2 separate regions of the Homo sapiens genome follow, and region 2 is linked to region 1. The links are chromatin contacts, found by Hi-C or POLR2A ChIA-PET in ENCODE. All regions are on one chromosome and are shown on one strand. The core of a region is the stretch at or near the end of the contact, and the rest is flanking DNA. Distances in the headings are between cores, read along the strand shown. Region 1 holds the start of TOMM20 (translocase of outer mitochondrial membrane 20). Region 2 has its middle 22 kb from the start of LYST.

What was found. Hi-C counts contacts between places; a loop is a spot of excess contacts on that map. ChIA-PET counts read pairs that join two places held with the same protein, here RNA polymerase II (POLR2A). Pooled maps may share reads with other maps.
Region 2: a pooled map shows a loop between it and region 1 (3-fold over the local background). The contact joins the enhancer-like site here to the promoter of TOMM20 in region 1. A Hi-C loop is called at or near these places in 1 of 50 pooled maps. POLR2A ChIA-PET finds 5 or more read pairs at or near these places in 3 of 52 experiments (GM10248, GM12878 and endothelial cell of umbilical vein).

Annotation. Positions count from the first base shown.
Region 1 is chr1:235,126,546-235,132,503 of GRCh38, reverse strand. It overlaps TOMM20 (translocase of outer mitochondrial membrane 20), which reads left to right and starts at 3,667. Exons shown (of 5, transcript NM_014765.3): 1 at 3,667-3,909. The coding sequence starts at 3,789. It overlaps SNORA14B (small nucleolar RNA, H/ACA box 14B), which reads left to right and starts at 4,567; the gene lies at 4,567-4,701. LOC105379283 (a long non-coding RNA gene) reads left to right here and starts at 4,303. Exons shown (of 2, transcript XR_949295.4): 1 at 4,303-4,875; 2 at 5,535-5,585. It overlaps RBM34 (RNA binding motif protein 34), which reads left to right. Exons shown (of 11, transcript NM_015014.4): 11 at 507-1,321. The coding sequence ends at 791. RefSeq lists enhancers at 3,390-3,489, 3,720-3,939.
Region 2 is chr1:235,885,661-235,891,618 of GRCh38, reverse strand. No RefSeq gene overlaps it. Among named protein-coding and RNA genes, the nearest start is that of LYST, 22 kb to the right of the region's middle. Within about 2 kb of position 3,403, at least 5 of the 41 ENCODE cell types and tissues checked have a DNase peak (open chromatin) inside an H3K27ac peak, as active enhancers do; they include GM12878, where a contact is called at or near this core.

The sequences.
Region 1 (5,958 bases), core at 2,418-4,917:
AACCCTGTCTCTACTAAAAATACAAAAATTAGCTGGGTATGTTGGCCCGCGCCTGTAATCCCAGCTACTTGAGAGGTTGAGGCAAGAGAATCGCTTGAACTCAGGAGGTAGAGGTCACAGTGAGCCGAGATCGTGCCACTGCACTCCAGCCTGGCAACAGAGCGAGATTCCGTCTCAAAAAAAGAAAAAAGAAAAAAAGCCAATATTGCATATGACTAATCTAGTCTAGAACCTCATTTTACAATGAAAAAAAAAAACCACGAAGCCTGTAGCATTGTGACTTAGCTGAACATTTCACAAGGCAGCTTGAGTGCTTTCTGAGGAAACACTGGTGACGAGCATGGTGATGAGGAGACTTCGAGTGCAGCAGCTGATACACCTGGGATTGGATGGGGCTTATCTGTGCAAGCTTGAAAGTCGTTCTCATCTGTTAAAGTGACACTTTCACTAGTTTCTTTGCAGATGGGTTTCTGGTAGCAATTAATGTATTGTGTTTTCTTTTGCAGAATACAGATTCTGTTCATCTTGCTCTGAAATTAAATAATTCTGAACTCATGGGGAGAAAACTCAGAGTCATGCGTTCTGTTAATAAAGAAAAATTTAAACAACAAAATTCAAATCCACGATTGAAGAATGTCAGTAAACCTAAGCAGGGACTTAATTTTACTTCCAAAACTGCAGAAGGACATCCTAAAAGCTTATTTATTGGAGAAAAAGCTGTTCTCCTTAAAACGAAGAAGAAAGGACAGAAGAAAAGTGGACGCCCTAAGAAACAGAGAAAACAGAAATAACAACCAGGAACTGCTTTTTCTTTTCCTGCTGAGTACTGCTAATAAAAGTGCTATTATCTGCTGATAGCATCGTCTGCTATTCATGTGTTGAGTTTTATACTTCTTTATGGATGGTGTATGTGAAATGTGGAGACTTCCACATTCTCAGTTTATTCACATTGTGATACTACCTTTGAAGGTTTTTTTGTTTTTGTTTTGTTTTTTGAGATGGAGTTTGGCTGTTGTCTCCCAGGCTGGAGTGCAGTGGCGTGATCTTGGCTCACTGCAACCTCTGCCTTCTGGGTTCAAGCGCTTCTCCTGCCTCAGCCTCCCAAGTAGCTGGGATTACAGGCGCCTGCCACCACGCCTGGCTAATTTTTTGTATTTTTAGTAGAGACGGGGTTTCACCATGTTGGCCAGGCTGGTCTCGAACTCCTGACCTCAGGTGATCCACCTGCCTTGGCCTCTCAAAGTGCTGGGATTACAGGCGTGAGTCACTGCACCCAAGCCTCCTTTCTCTTTTGCCTATTAAACCTCTGCTCTTAACCTTACTCCGTGTGTGCTCAAGTTCTTGATTTCCTTGGCATGAAGCAATGAACCTTGGGTATTACCCCAAACGATGTCGCTTCAGTATCTCACTTTGTTGCCCAGGCTGCTCTCAAACTGCTGGACTCAAGTGATCCTCCCACCTTGGCCTCCCAAAGTGCTAGGATTACAGGAGTGAATCACTCATCAATTCCAAGGGGCTAGAACTCCCAGGAACTGGGGACAAAGGCCAGCCAAATTCTTTATTATGCAACCTCGTGTTACTGGAAAAGGATCCAGATCCAGACCCCAACAAAGGGTTCTTGGATCTTGCCTAAGAAAGAATTTGGGGCCAGTCCACAGAGTAAAGTGAAAACAAGTTTATTAAGAAAATAAAGAAGATCACTCACGGTGGCTCATGCCTGTAATCCCAGCACTTCGGGAGGCCGAGGTGGGTGGATCACCAGATGTCAGGAGTTTGAGACTAGCCTGGCCAACATGGTGAAACCCCATCTCTACTAAAAATACAAAAATTTGCTGGGTGTGGTGGCACATGCCTGTAATCCGAGCTACTGGGGAGGCTGAGGCAGGAGAATCGCTTGAACCCAGGAGGTGGAGGTTATAGTGAGCCAAGATCATGCCACTGCACTCCAGCCTGGGTGACAGCAAGACTGTCTCAAAAAAAAAAAAAAAAAAAAAAAAAAGTGAAAGGTTACTTTGTAGAATGGTGCATACCCTAAAGCAAGAGAAGGAACATGTCCACCTTAGGTACAAGGCTTGTTTGTATTGAACAGCAAAAAAATGAGGAAGATGAGCTCTACTCCAAGAGCTTGTGACAAAGGATTTTTTGTGTGTTTGTTTTGAGACGAGGTCTTACCCTGTCACCCAGTTTGGACTGCAGTGGTACAATCATAACTCAACTGCAGCCTCAACCTCCTGGGATTAAGGGATACTTCCGCATCATTCCCCATGTAGTTGGGACCACAGGTGTGTGCCACCACGCCTGGCTAAGTTTTTAATTTTTTTGTGGAGACAGGGTCTCACCATGTTGCCCAGGCTGGTGTTGAACTCTTGGGCTCAAGCTATCCGCCCATCTGGGCCTCCCAAAGTGCTGGGATTACAGGTGTGAGACACTGCCTGGTCTTTGTCAAAGGACTGTTAATCCTGTGTAACTACTGTCTTCTGCAAGGATCAATATTATCTTTAAAGGGAAAATTAAACTAAGAATGCTTTTGTTCTTAAGATATCAGGACATCAGGACATTTCCTGGGTCTGTTAGGTAAACATTATTAACTTGTTCCCTTCCCTGTAAATATCCTGTGACCAAGAATGCCAAACTTCCTGGGAATGTGCCCCAATAGGTCTCAGCCTCATTTTACCCAGCCCCTATTCAAGGTAAGGTAGCTCTGGTTCCAATGTCTCTTGACACTGATGCTTGACTTCGATACCCCTCAACTTACAGTGTCTGTTTAATGCCTGCTTTCTGCCCACGATTTTCCTTGTCAATATCTTAAGTTAGATCATATATATATATATTTTGTTTTTTTGAGACGGACTCCTGATCTGTCACTCAGGCTGGAGTGCAGTGGCTCGATCTTGGCTCACTGCAACCTCTGCCTCCTGGTTCAAGCGATTCTCCCGCCTCAGCCTCCAGAGTAGCTGGGATTACAGGCCCCGGCCACCATGGCCAGCTAATTTTTGTATTTTTAGTAGAGACAGGGTTTCACTATGTTGGCCAGGCTGGTCTCAAACTCCTGGCCTTAAGTGATCCGCCTGCCTCGGCCTCCCAAAGTGTTGAGATTACAGGCGTGAGCCACCGCGCCTGGCCTGATCATGTGTATGTTTTCGTGTGGCTATAAAACAATTCACGTTTTCTATTTTTTCTTCAATTGTGTATATTTTTCAAGAAATTACTCCATTTAATTTTATTCCAGTTATCATAAAATGAGGCTATCCTGTAACATTCTTTTGAAATGGAACCACTACGCACAATGGATTGTGGCAACCTGAAAAGAAAGTACAGTTTAATTCAAACAAGTCACAGGCTGCCTGTGTTAGACAAGATGAAGCATTCGCAGTCTGGGACCCTGCATCTCTGTCTGCCACAAACAAGGCTGTCAGCTAGTCTTCTGAGTACGTGCACGCCAGTAACGCGTACGCCTCGTTACAGCATGGTCGGCGGATATGAAAAAAAGTCCGTGGTCACGTGCAAATTCCCGACTCCAGTGCGTACACCCAGCGGCGCAGGGGAAACGCCGGCTTCGCCCACTGCGCAGGCGCAGGAGCCGCGCTCTGGGCCTCTGCTCAGGCTCTGCCGCGGACGACCTCGAGGCCCTTAGTTGACTGGGACCGGAAGTGGCGTGTGCTCGGCCTTTCTGTGTTCCTGGCCCGCGGCCGTCGGGTGTGAGCTGCGCCGACCGCTCTGAGGGTTCGTGGCCCACCGCTCCTTCGCGGTCCCTGCCGCCACCGTCCACGCTCAGCGTTGTAGAGAAGATGGTGGGTCGGAACAGCGCCATCGCCGCCGGTGTATGCGGGGCCCTTTTCATTGGGTACTGCATCTACTTCGACCGCAAAAGACGAAGTGACCCCAACTTCAAGAACAGGCTTCGAGAACGTGAGTGGGTCCTCTCTCCCCTGGCCAGGCTTGCTGCCTTCGGCCGCCGCCCTTCACAGGAGGGGTCATTGCCTCCCACCAGCCTGTGGGCCGCGCAGGGCGACCGCGTGGTGCGGCCCTCAATAGGCGATGGCGCTGGCTGCGCCGCTCCGGGGGCTCTAGTGCCCCGTAGGAATTCCATTTTGGAGGAAGGATTTTTCCCGTTTTGTTTTCCCCAGACACTTTAGCCGTGCAAATGCACTCTTGATTTCTGTTGCAATCTCGGGTGTGTGTGGCCTGGGGAGGAGGTTGTCTCTTTTTTTGTCGTTCATCTTTTTAAACCTCTACTCTTAACTAAAAAGTCGTGCATTTTTGTCGCAAATTTTAGTCTGAGGCTAAATCCGCATGCTCAGTGCAGTATCATTGTTGCATTCTTTTTTTTGAGACGGAATCTCGCTCTGTCGCCCAGGCTGTAGTGCAGTGGCGCGATCTCGGCTCACTGCAACCTCCGCCTCCCGAGTTCAAGCGCTTCTCCTGCCTCAGTCTCCCCAGTAGCTGGGATTACAGTCGGGCGTCACCACGCCCGGTGATTTTTTGTGTTTAGTAGAGACGGGGTTTCACCGTGTTGGTCAGGCTAGTCTCGAACTCCTGACCTCAGATGATCCGCCTGGCTCATTGCTGCATTCTTAAACCCTCTTGGTAGCTTCGTTCTAAGTGCTTCCAAGATATGAGTGAATGCTATAGAAATTGCAGGGGAGTCCAAAGGGCTGCGCTTCTCCCGTGGCTCAGTCTTATTTCATACCTGCGACATCTTTTAAGAGAGGTCTACCAGAGGGGAATCGTGTCATGAAAACCGTTGTGATCCACCTTGAATTTTCGGAGAATCTTCATTCGCATCATTGAAGAGCAAATTTGTTGCAATAAGAAATATTTTTTGGCTTATCTTGGTTGTTCAGCCAAATTAGTTTTTGGAATTAAAATTGATACGTAAGTTACTAAAGCCCAAGGGGTACAAAGAAGGGATTATTGTTTACTTAAGTAACAGTGGTTACGGTTTAATTCAGCTATACTAAGTCATTTCAAGTGTTCAGTAGCCCTGTGTGAGCAGTGACTGCAGCGCTGATCTTACTAGCACTAAGAATCAGACATCTAGTTCCAGCTTTCTTATGTTTTAGGAGGGAAGGGATATAGACATAATTTGATTTATGACTAGGCAGACTAATAGAATACTGTTTTACATTCAGACCTTGAATTTCTAGGGCCAGGTTAGCGGCATAATTTGGGGTTTCTGAATCCTAATTTCTGTAGTTGTAAAATCAGGTAATGCCACCTACCTCTTGTTGATCTTGTGAAGGTTGAGATGTTTGAATTGCCTTCCACGTTTTCTGACATAGGAAATGCTCCTCCATAAATGCTGGTGGTCATTCTGCCTTCGGGTTATTGTCCTGTAGTTGCCAAAATGGGTGACAGCTGGGGGCTTTGGTACAAATGCAGAGTTATAAAGAATGGATTAACCCTATCTTCCGTTGGAAACCCTGAAGTCCTGTTGCAGAAACAAGAGCTATCATTTTAGACAAATGGAGGAATGTTATTTCAAAATAACTTCTCCATCATTTTCAATCTAAAATTGTTTTTTCTGGATTTAGCGGCAACCTAATGATTACAGTGAATTACTTAGCTGCAGCAGTAACTTTAGGCAAGTAACTTCAAGCTTTAGTTTTCCCTTTTTGTAAAATGGTATAGTGTAGAGTTTTAGTCCTGTTCCTCACACATGGTAATTGATGAATGCTAGAGATTTTTTGTTGTTGTTGTTTGTTTGTTTGAGTCTCGCTCTGTCGCCCAGGCTCGAGTGCAGTGGGGTGATCTCGGATCATTGCAACCTCCGCCTCCCGGGTTCAAGCAATTCTGCCTCAGCCTCCTGAGTAGCTGGGATTACAGGCGCACACCACCATGCCAGGCTAATTTTTGTATTTTTAGTAGAGACAGGGTTTCACCATATTGGCCAGGTTGGTCTCGAACTCCTGACTTCATGATCTGCCCGTCTCAGCCTCCCAAAGTGCTGGGATTACA
Region 2 (5,958 bases), core at 2,154-4,653, 760 kb before region 1:
GGCAAGGCCGGGCGCGGTGGCTCACGCCTGTAATCCCAGCACTTTGGGAGGCCGAGGCGGGTGGATCATGAGGTCAGGAGATCGAGACCATCCTGGCTAACAAGGTGAAACCCCGTCTCTACTAAAAATACAAAAAATTAGCCGGGCGCGGTGGCGGGCGCCTGTAGTCCCAGCTACTCGGGAGGCTGAGGCAGGAGAATGGCGTGAACCCGGGAGGCGGAGCTTGCAGTGAGCCGAGATTGCGCCACTGCAGTCCGCAGTCCGGCCTGGGCGACAGAGCGAGACTCCGTCTCAAAAAAAAAAAAAAAAAAGAAAAAAAAAGAAAAAGAAAAAATGTTGGCAAACTTTCTGGCAAGAACAGAAACTTCATTATATTGCTTTCTGGCCATTATTGGAGGGAACATAGTGCTTATGAGGGAGGCTCTGGAGATAAGACAAGCAATCCAGCTTCAAATTCTGGCTCAAGCACTCTCTAGCTGTGTGCTTAATCTCTCTGAGCCTAAATTTCCTCAACTCAAAAATAGGGATGATAACAGTATGTACCACTTAGGCTTACTCTGAGATTTACATGGATTAAGTCACACAAGGCAACTAGAAATTGTGATCAAGAAATGTTAGCTATTATTATTAATTGCATATGTAATTCACAACACAATTTTTCTAAAAATAGCTCCTTTGAGAGTCTCTGGAGTCCATCTTAATAAGAAATCACAACCTTCATTGTAAATCTGTTCCCCATTACAAAATTTGCTACATTGTATTGTAACTATGTGCTTCTGTATCTGTCTTTAACAGTATTGTAACTATTTGTTTCTGTATTTGTTTTTAACAATATTGTAAGTATTTGTTTCTATATCTGTCTTTAACAATGAACTGCACTTTGCACAGCAAGGCACATACAAGAGGAAAGTGTGTTTAGTATGAAGGAAGAAAGAAAACATGGAAAGTGGTTCGGTATCTCCTCCAGATGCTCTAATGGGGGACTCAGGGCCAGAGTGGGGCACAGCATTTGTTCAGATCAAGGGAGCTGCATTTTTCAGGGCAAAGATTTAGCAGGGATGAAAAGATGAAATAACAGTGTAGAGAGAGCTACAAGCACTGAGCAGAGGGGCAGGGGGTAAGTGGGTCTAGATGCAAAGAAAACGCTTTCTGTCCTTAAGAGCATGCACAGTACAGGAGCCTGGAAGAACTTTTCATCCCGGGGCTGCACTGAAAAGTCCACTGAACTCAACTGGGACAATGGCTGCAGTCAGCTTTCATCCTTGATGCTGAGTACCGAGCAATCCCTCCCACACTTCACTTTTTTATTTATTTATTTATTTATTTATTTATTTATTTATTTATCACTTGATTGAGATAGAGTCTCACTCTGTCGCCCAGGCTGGAGTGCAGTGTCCCGATCTCGGCTCACTGCAACCTCCGCCTCCTGCGTTCAAGTGATTCTCCTGCCTCAGCCTCCCACATAGCTGGGCTTACAGGCATGCACCACCATGCCTGGCTAATTTTTGCATTTTTAGTAGAGACGGGGTTTCATCATGCTGGCCAGGCTGGTCTCGAACTCCTGACCTCAGGTGATCCTCCCACCTTGGCCTCCCAAAGTGCTGGGATCACAGGCCTGAGCCACCACGTCCAGCCTTTTATTTATTTTTTTGAAACAAGGTCTCACTCTGTTGCCCAGGATGGAGTGCAGCGGTGTGCCATCACGGCTCACTGTAGCTTCGACCTCCCCAGGCTCAGGTGATCCTCCCACCTCACCCTCCCAAGTAGCTGGAACTGCAGGCATGGGCTACCACACCAGGCTAATTTTTGTACTTTTTTGTAAAGACAGGGTTTCACCAAGTTGCCCAGGCTAGTGTCAAACTCCTGGGCTCAAGCATTCTGCCTGCCTCGACCTTCCAAAGTGCTGGGATTACAGGTGTGAGCCACTGGAGGGGAACCACCCCATCTTTTTTTTTTTTTTTTTTTTTTTTTTTTTGCTGTTTGTTGTTGTTGTTGTTTGTTTGCTTTTCTGTTTTGAGCCAGAGTTTTGCCCTGTCACTCAGGCTGGAGTGCAATGGAGCAGTTTTGGCTCACTGCAACCTCTGCCTCCTAGGATCAAGTGATTCTCCCATCTCAGCCTACCGAGTAACTGGAATTACAGGTGCCCGCCACCATGCCTGGCTAATGGTTGTATTTTTAGTAGAGACAGGGCTTCATGATGTTGGCCAGGCTGGTCTTGAACTCCTGACCTCAGGTGATCCAACCGCCTCGGCCTCCCAAAGTGTTGGGATTACAGGCGTGAACCACCGCGCCCAGCCTTTTTTTGTTGTTGTTTTGTGAGATGGAGTCTCGCTCTGTTGCCCAGGCTGAAGTGCAATGGTGCAATCTCAGCTCACTGCAACCTCTGCCTCCCGGGTAAAAGCAATTCTCCTGTCTCAGCCTCCCGAGTAGCTGGGATTACAGGCACACACCACCATGCCCAGCTAATTTTTGTATTTTTAATAGAGACGGGGTTTTACCATGTTGGTCAGGCTGGTCTCAAACTCCTGACCTCAGGTGATCCACCTGCCTTGGCCTCCCAAAGTGCTGGGATTACAGGTGTGAGCCACCGCACCTGGTCACAATGTAACCATTTTTAAGTGCACAGTTCGGTGTCATTAAGTATATTCACATTCTTGTGCAAACCTCACCACTATCCATCTCCAGACTTTCTCCTCTTCCCAAACGGAAACTTTGTACCCACTAAACAACTCCCCATCCCCTTCTCCCAGCAGCCCCTGGCAACCACCATTCTACTTCCTGTCTCTATTAATTTGACTCCTCCAGGTACCTCATATAAGTATAATCATACAATATTCATCCTTTTGTGACAGGCATGTTTTACTTATCATAACATCCTCAGTGTTTATTCATGTTGCAGCATGTCTCAGAATCTCTTCTCTTTTTAAGGTTGGATAATATTCTATGATATGGATACCTCACATTTTGTTATATTAATCCACTGAGGGACACTGGGGTTGCTTCCACCTTTTGACTACTGTGAATAACGCTGCTTTAGACATTACTGTACAAGTATCTATTTGAGATTCTACTTTCGATTCTTTTGAGTACATCCCCAGAAGTGGAATTACTGGATCATATGGTAATTCTATGTTTAACTTTCTAAGGAATGGCCTTTTTATAGCAAGAAAGGGTTCTAGGGTGTGGGGGGTGGTGAGGAGGAGGGATGGTAGTTCCGAGAATCGAGATTACTTCAACATTCGTAAGAACCTCAAGGATGGTAGGTTGGAGGGATCTGAAAGTTAGTGTAGCACAGCTGCCTTCTAACACCTACAGACTCACTTCTGTGCGGCTTCCTTCTAGGGCTGAAATGCTCTGAGGTCTCCCTGTGCTGCCTTTACCTCTCGTGGCCACAGAGATAACATGAATCTGTCTGCTTTGTGACAGCCCTCAGGCCTCGGAAGACAGCTTTCTTGTCTCCCTGTCTTTTGTCTTCTAGAGAAAGCTTTGGGCTTTAATTTTTTTTTTTTTTTTTTTTTTTTTTTTGGTAGAGACAAGGTCTTGCTATGTTGCCCAGGCTGGTCTCAAACTCAAGGCCTCAAGTGATTCTCCTGCTTAAGCCTTCCAAAGTGCTGAGATTACTGGCATGAGCCACCATGGCCAGCCTGCTGTTTTTTAACTGTTCCTCCTATGACTCAGTTTTAAGACTCCTTATCCTAGGTACTCTCTGAATGAGTTAATTTCTGTACAATACTTATAAGAGTGGTACTCTAAGCGGAATGAAATACCCCTGGCAAAGTCCAAGCAGCATGGCCTAGAGAGAGTTTATCACTTCCTTTATTCTAAAGCGGGGCATCAAATGACTGCTTGGGCAGGGCAGGGAACAGAAAGGTGCAAGTCAGGCCTCTATGAGACAGCTGGGATGGGTAAAACCCAGGGTTAAATGGGAAGCATGTTGGCTTGCAAAGGTATTTACCTGGACAACAACAGCAGCCCCAACCAAAGAGAGGATTTACCCTAAGAAGAAACCATCCAGCCCACTGTTTCCTTTATTTTTTGATAGGTAGGTAAAAGGTGGATGAAGGACTGCAACCATCACAATGTGGCCTCATATGGAGCTTGCTTTCAACTAAAACCCTGAACACCTTTTCCCACAAGTGCTGCAAAATACCTCCCACCTATTCTTTACTCAAACCATTGATGTTTTCGACTCAACGGCAGGGCCTGACATGGCACTGACCTCTACTAAATGCCATGTTAGAATGATCTCATCTCTTTAACCCTTCAAGACTTGTCTAGTCTTATTCTGCCATCCTGTGTATTTAGTCCATCTCCCAACTTTATATCTTAGCTTGTCAATGCTTCTTAGCAATGATGAAGGAATTTTAGGAGCTTAATTGACTTTTTCAGTCCTCTCCATAAATTAGTGTGGTATGTACCACCTCAGCTGGACAGTTGCTCTTATATCTTTCATATTGAGCTGATTTCTGAACTCTCCCAAACAGCCAAGCATAGAATGAAGCCTTGTGAAGGATCACAACTTGAAGTCTGTCTTCCACTTCACAACTTCCCATAACTTCTGACATATTTTTAATATGCCATTCTCTCTTCTCTAATAAGAATGGCAGACACCCTGTGAGTAGGCTATAATATTTAATGAGTTACTATGTTTGCCTGTGGATATTTTTAAAGGAATACAGTAACTCTTTAGGAGACAAATGCTTTTTTCCTCCTTGAATAGAATGCCAAGTAAAATTTGGGTAAATTTATAAATATTTCTTTTTTTTTTTTTTGAGATGGAGTTTCACTCTTGTTGCCCAGGCTTGAGTGCAATGGCACGATCTCCACTCACTGCAACCTCCACCTCCCAGGTTCAAGCAATTCTCCTGCCTCAGCCTCCAGAGTAGCTGGAATTATAGGCATGCGCCACAGCGCCCGGCTAATTTTGTATTTTTAGTAGAGACGGGGGTTTCTCCATGTTGGTCAGGCTGGTCTTGAACTCCCAACCTCAGGTGATCCACCCACCTCGGCCTCCCAAAGTGCTGGGATTACAGGCGTGAGCCACTGCACCTGGCCTATAAATGTTTCTTTAACAAATAAACATGGTGGGGGCAGTCAGACCTATATTATCCACCTTATTTTTCTTTTTGCCTTGATTACCAGCAATCTAGGCCAAATTCAGAGCCCAGATAATTGGCTCATCTCAGGCAATTTGTTATATTCACCCCATTTACAGAGCCCCTAGTGTATTTTTTATCTTAAATTACCCTAGTTTTGGAATCGGTATCAACTTTCTCAAGCCAGTTAGTATCACTCTGCACATCACAAGAATATTTAAGTAAACGGTAGCCACTCAGAAAGGATTTCTGTCTTCCAAATGAATCATTTGCATCCTGCTCATTAACAAGGGCCTCTAAGTTCATAATAAGGCCAAGATATATTTTTTTCCAAAACGTCTTCAAGAGGAAAATATTAATTCAGTACATCAAGTTATGATAGGTGATCTAACAACATTAGTAGAATTAAATGAGGCAGGAAGTGCCATGAGAAATGCAAGTAACACTTAGAGAGGTAAAGCCTTCACAGCTCTTCAAAATGCTTCAGGGGCTTTTTAATAATATGTGTTACAGCACGAAACAGAGCTAACCCACATTTCAAAGGAAAGAAGGCCTTTTTCTCCTAAAGGTATATGTTCACAGTGACTTTATTATCCACAGCATTCAGCCAGTTTTCATGTTGGATAGATAAAGAACTTTCTCTCAATACCTTTGACCCTTAACATCTCTGCTGGGTGTGAGTTAAACTCAGCTGATGTGAGAACAGTAAATATAGTCAAACCCACACTCTTTACATTGAGTGCAGCTGGGGGAATTCATCGACATGGCCTAAACAGTGATAAAAAGGGACTGCAATAATGATGTATTGAAGAAATATTTATCAAGAACCTAATACCTACATGGTACCTAAGATACTAGAATA